Regions from separate parts of the Homo sapiens genome. Here region 2 is linked to region 1. A link is a contact called in ENCODE Hi-C data. All regions are on one chromosome and are shown on one strand. The core of a region is the stretch at or near the end of the contact, and the rest is flanking DNA. Distances in the headings are between cores, read along the strand shown. Region 1 holds the start of RPS13 (ribosomal protein S13). Region 2 holds the start of USP47 (ubiquitin specific peptidase 47).

Evidence for each region. Hi-C counts contacts between places; a loop is a spot of excess contacts on that map. Pooled maps may share reads with other maps.
Region 2: a map of CD8-positive, alpha-beta T cell shows a loop between it and region 1 (16-fold over the local background). The contact joins the promoter of USP47 here to the promoter of RPS13 in region 1. A Hi-C loop is called at or near these places in 3 of 168 maps with a recorded cell type or tissue (CD4-positive, alpha-beta T cell, CD8-positive, alpha-beta T cell and naive thymus-derived CD4-positive, alpha-beta T cell), 1 of 37 single-sample maps with no recorded cell type and 8 of 50 pooled maps.

Annotation. Positions count from the first base shown.
Region 1 is chr11:17,076,387-17,079,086 of GRCh38, forward strand. It overlaps RPS13 (ribosomal protein S13), which reads right to left and starts at 1,281. Exons shown (of 6, transcript NM_001017.3): 1 at 1,233-1,281; 2 at 1,043-1,091; 3 at 782-860. The coding sequence starts at 1,255. RefSeq lists an enhancer at 1,315-1,514.
Region 2 is chr11:11,840,639-11,843,451 of GRCh38, forward strand. It overlaps USP47 (ubiquitin specific peptidase 47), which reads left to right and starts at 1,334. Exons shown (of 28, transcript NM_001282659.2): 1 at 1,334-1,586. The coding sequence starts at 1,548. It overlaps LOC107984311 (a long non-coding RNA gene), which reads right to left and starts at 1,203. Exons shown (of 4, transcript XR_001748134.3): 1 at 537-1,203. RefSeq lists enhancers at 410-1,275, 1,058-1,227, 1,276-2,139, 1,438-1,577.

The DNA.
Region 1 (2,700 bases), core at 31-2,530:
CTCAAACAAAAACACACAAATTAGCTGGGCCTGCTGGCGGGCGCCTGTAATCCCACCTATTCGGGAGGCTGAGGCAGGAGAATCGCTTGAATCCAGGAGGTGGAGGTTGCAGTGAGCTGAGATCGCGCCACTGCACTCCAGACTGGGCGACAAGAGCAAGACTGTCTCAAAAAAAAAAAAAAAAAGAGGTGGGGTCTCTCTGTCACCCAGGAGTGCAGTGGCTTCATCATAGCTCACTGCAGCCTGGGACTTCTAGGCTCTGGTGATCCTCTCACCTCTGCATCCCAAGTATCTGGGACTACAGGCACATTGCGGCTGGCTTTTTTGGGCGGGGGAGTCGGAGAGTAGTATGTTCTCAGGCCCCAGAACCATGTTCAGCACATAGAAGGTAAACATTTGCTGAATGAAGCCACTTGCACGAAGTCACACGCAGCTGAGATTCAAACCACACCTAACTGTGAGGAACTGTGTCAGGCACTCTGCTTAGCCAATTCCAACTCCTCCACTTGACAGCTGTGTGATTTGGGGCTGGTTAGTATCCAGCGGCAGTGTGCCTCTGCTTCCTCAACTGTAAACTGGGGTGAAAGCCATGAAGATTTATTTCAAAGTATTGTGGTCAGAATTAAACGAAATCAGTACATGTGAAGTGCTTACAATGATGCCTCTAGCACGGTGGCGAGACCAGAGTTTTGGCTATTTTTAAAATAACTTTACCACCTACTAGATCCTACAAGTCACACGAGGACAGGCGAAATAGGCTATGTTAGACACAAACACTCACCGATCTGTGAAGGAGTAAGGCCCTTCTTGGCCAGTTTGTAAATCTGCTCCTTCACGTCGTCAGATGTCAACTTCAACCACTGTTATGGAATAGAAAGCAGCCTTAGGATGAGAACCCAGGAATGGCGCCGCAGAACAGCGGTCTCTCCTTCCGCAAAACCGCGCTCCTCATACACGCAAGTTCCTCACCCTGGCGTCGCTTCACCCGAGACAAATGCCAACCCCCTCCCCGGATTCTCCCCGGTCCCAGCGCGCTACTTACAGTGGGGACGCTGCGTCGATAGGGTAAAGCCGACTGGGACAGGCCCTTCCTGGGGAGAGAAGCAGTCTCGAGGTGAGGTGGCGGCTAGTGCCAGAGCAGCCCAGAACATCATCCCCTCGGCCCGCTGCCCACACTCCCTGTCTTCCTCCCACCCCCCGCCCAGCAATCCGGCTTGATGCCCCGAGCTCACCCGGGAGCATGCATGCGACCCATGATGGCGGCGATCAGGCAACGAAAGGAGAGCGAGAGTGGAAACGCCGCAGGAAGCCACCCAACACGCAGGAAGTGACCTCACACGTCCCCGCTTCCTCTCACGCAGGAGGCGGAGCTACGCTGCGCAGCCACCGCCCGTCTGTGTGACTACATCTCCCGAAATGCATTTCAGCGTCGCAAGAGATCGTCAATCCAGCCTCATCCCGGCATGCATCGGTCTTTGGTCAGCCTTGTTGCCAGAGCGGGAATTTGAGGCTGACGCCAGCTTGCGTCGAAATTCCCTGTGGACGCCGAGATCACAAAGATTCGAATGCTGCGCTGGGGGTGGGTATGGAGCAGGTAGGGCTGGAAGAAGCAGCCATACACAGGTGTTTGCTCATTCACCAGTGCCTGGCTTTGTCCTGGCACTAGATCCCTCAGAGTCGGCCCTGCGCCTAATAAATTAACAGATACAATAGCATGTGATGAGGACCACACGGGAAGCCATGGCAGCGGCTACCGCCCAGCCAGCGCTTCCATTTCTCATTTCTAAATCCTACCCTAATCTGTCAGGGGAGAGTCGCTGACGGTGAAGAACCGGTCTAAGGAGTTGAACCAGGTCCCCACGGATGCCTGCCGCCCTCCGCACTCGAATTCCCCTGCGCAGGGCTCTGGGGCGCTGGGCTCGCCGGGGAGAAGGGTTGGGCAGAGGCTTACGGAGCTATGTTCCCAAGTGAGAGAGTTGGCGGGCAGGGAAGAGCCTTGGGAGCAAGACTGCAAAGGCCAAGAGGATGAGGGATAAAATGAAGCATTTGAATTTCATGGGAAAAGGGAACCGTCAAGGAAGAAGCTTTTTTTTTTTTTTGAGACGGAGTTTCGCTCTTGATTCGCAGGCTGGAGTGCAATGGCGCGATCTCGGCTTGCCGCACCCTCCGCCTCCCGGCTTCAAGCGATTCTCCTGCCTCAGCCTCCTGAATAGCTGGGATCACAGGCATGCGCCACCACTTCCAGCTAATTTTGTATTTTTAGTAGAGACGGGTTTTTCCATGTTGGTCAGGCTGGTCTTAAATTCCCGACCTCAGGTGATCCGCCCGCCTCGGCCTCCCAAAGTGCTGGGATTACAGGCGTGAGCCACCGCGCCTGGCCGGAAGAAGCTCTTTTAAGACAGACCTAGCCTGGGCAACATGGCGAAACCCCCTCTCTATAAATACAAAGAATTAGCCGGGCGTGCTCGCTCGTGCCTTTGGTTCCAGCTACGAAGGAGGCTGAGGTGGAGAATCTCTGGAGCCGGGAAGGACATTGCGGTGAGCCGAGATAGCACCACTGCGCGCCAGCCTGGGCAACAGAGCAAGACTCTGTCTTAAAAAAAAAAAAAAAAAAGGAAAGAAAGAAAAAGACTGACTCAGTGCCGGTACACAACAATGCGTTGAAAGAATGGGCAAATGAAGCAGCTTCTTAAAATTTTA
Region 2 (2,813 bases), core at 84-2,583, 5.2 Mb before region 1:
ACAAAAATAACCTGACGTTCAATCAGATATTTTAATAACTATTTCACGAAGTATTAAAGATTTTTAAAACTAACGAAACCTAGTCAATCATATTGATTTCCTTAAATATTTTTAGTGAGAATAACAAAGATTTTTATACCATTAATATGGAAAATAACTAAGTTATTTTAAATGTTTATGTCATCTTTGTCTTAGCCTTTTTACATTTTACAAATGTTTTATAATTCTGCACACAGCAGGACACGTATAAAACTTATATAAGTATATGGATTTTTTTTTGGTAACGGGATTACAATAAAAAAAAGTTTGGAGAACACAAGTGCAGGCAGTTAATGCTGTGGGTGTTAGGAACATGACAAGATTATATTATCTCAGCATGCTGTAAGATCACTGTATCCATAAAAGTCTTCATGAAGGAGCCCCGCCGAGTCTCCATAATGGAAGCAGGATTTGGAGAAATGACTTCTGCAAACTTTGTTTAGTATAACACAAAGCACCATGCTTACTACTAGAGAAGATTAAAATTCTCTAAAAACCTTGTTAACGGAGATCACAGGTTGAAGCATACTGCAGCTCTACTCTTGGAAGGCTAGCTCAGTCTCAGACTTGGCCCTGATGGAGAAGGAAGTTCCCTGGAAGAGGGCAGGGGAGCGCCTCTCCAATGTAGTTGCGGGGGGCGGGCGGTGAGGACACCGCTTCATAAGGGAAGGGGTGGCTGCCTCCCCAAGCAGGGGGTGGCCCCTGAGGTCCCTCCAGCTGGGGGCCCTTGAGAGGGAGGGTGGGGAGAGGGGAAAAGAACGTCAGGAGAGTGAACGGGAGCAAATAAAACGCTGTCCATTCTGACTGGAAGGGCCAGAGCCGTGTCTAAGGGCGGGGGCCGGGAGGTGGCCCGCGGTGGTGTCTCTACCAGGACGAGGCCTGGGGTATCTGAAGAGGGGATGACGTCCAGGCGCTTTGCTAAAGGGAAGCCAGAAGGGTATGAGTTGCTAGGGTCAGAGATGGGGCTTTCGGCTCGAGTCTTTCCCTGCAGGGCAGAGAGTCCGAAGAGCCCGAGAAGGCAGGGAGGACAGTGGGCCTGGTCCTTCCCCGGCCGGCAGAGGGAGTCCCGAGATGGAACGTCCAGCTCTCCTCTAACGAAAAGCGTTTGCATGGCTGTCTCGCCAATTCTGTACCTCCCGGGGCTGAGGAAGAGCCGAGGTGACTAGAAGCTAGCGACAAGTGCCGGCCACCTCCGACGCCAGGCGCCGGGCTTGGAGCCCGACGGGCCGAATTCTCGCGAGAGCGGCCGCCGCCATTTTTCCATTGATTGCAGCGGGCTGGGGGAGGGGCCGACGACGAAGGCGGCTGTGGTAGCGGCGGCGGCGGCGGCGGAGCCCTGGGTCGGTGTCTGCGCGCTGGTGTCTGAGGCCCAGGCTGAGGCCTCCGCTATTGCTGGAGCGCAGGCGGCGGAGAGGATGACTGCCGCTGCCATTCTCTCTTGAGCTAGCGAGCCGCCGCCACCCTCCACCCTCCCCCGGCAGGGCGGAGAGGAGCGGCCGGAGTCAGCGATGGTGCCCGGCGAGGAGAACCAACTGGTCCCGAAAGAGGTGAGGGGCCCCAGAGGAGGTTAGGCCTTAGGCCTGCGGCCGCTCGAGGCAACACAGGCCCGGGCCGGGGTTCGGCTGCGGGCCCGGCCGGGGTGCAGGCTCGGCTGTGGGGGAATGAGGAGGCGTGAGGCAGTCGGGGGTGGACGGTGGGTGCGGCGAGCAGTTGGGAGACCCGCTGGCTCTAGGGGCCGGGGAGCGGACCTCCCGCCTCGGGTTTTATGGGGCTGGACGAATAAAGGAGCGGACGGGAAAGAATCAGGTTCTGCTCTAGGGGAGAAGGTGGCCTTTTAAGTTCTTGTTTAACGTGTGGAGCCGGGAGAGATCATTTCAAAGAAAACATTCTGGAACAGTTGCCTATGGGCACGGCAGGGTGACGGTGCTGCTTCTGGGTTTGACAGTGGCAGCGTATAGCTTTCAGCGCTTGTGAAATCTACACCCAAGTGAGATCTGTGGGAGGGCAGACTTAACTGTTACGACTTTTTTCAACTCCTGTTACTTGGTAGTACTATTGGCCTGCCTAAATGGGGCCTACCGAAGATCGTGGAAAAGTAGTACATGGGACATTAATGTAAAGGAAGGAGATAGGAGAACATTACCACATGGAGAGCTGAACTCTTTTTTTTTTTTTTTTTTTTTGAGGTTGGGTTGTGTATGCCAATTTGAGTGACTTCTTAAATTCTTAAAAGCAAGTGATACGAGAAGCCTTGACTACTTGGCTTCTCTTGAATAGTAGTAGAAGATTTAGGGTAGAATCCAGCACTGGCCAGCGAATTTCAACGTATTAATAGTATCTCTGTTGGCTTTATAAATATCTTCGGCGTATTCAAATGTGTATTTTTAACTGGCTGATCATCAGGCTAATGCTTTGGATTTTTATTTCTCATATACCTTAAATAGAGACAAGTGTTGGATTGAAATTAACTGTGTGCGATCTTGAAATTAATGAGTGATCATTACAGATTCTTAAATTTTTTTGTGCCTGTTTTACTTGTTTTGTAGCAATTCTTTGTTACTTAAGCAAGCTCTGACAGTATGCAAGGGTGATATTATTGGAGTTATGTACCTGTATGATACAAGTATTTTCCCAGCTTTGTCAGAAGGGCAGTGATAGTTGTTTTGCAAGGACGATTTTTGTAAAAGGCAGAGAGTTATGTGTCAGTATTTGTTCATCAAGCGTCACCAACTCTGTGCAAAGCAGATAAACAGATGAGTTAATCAGAATTCTTG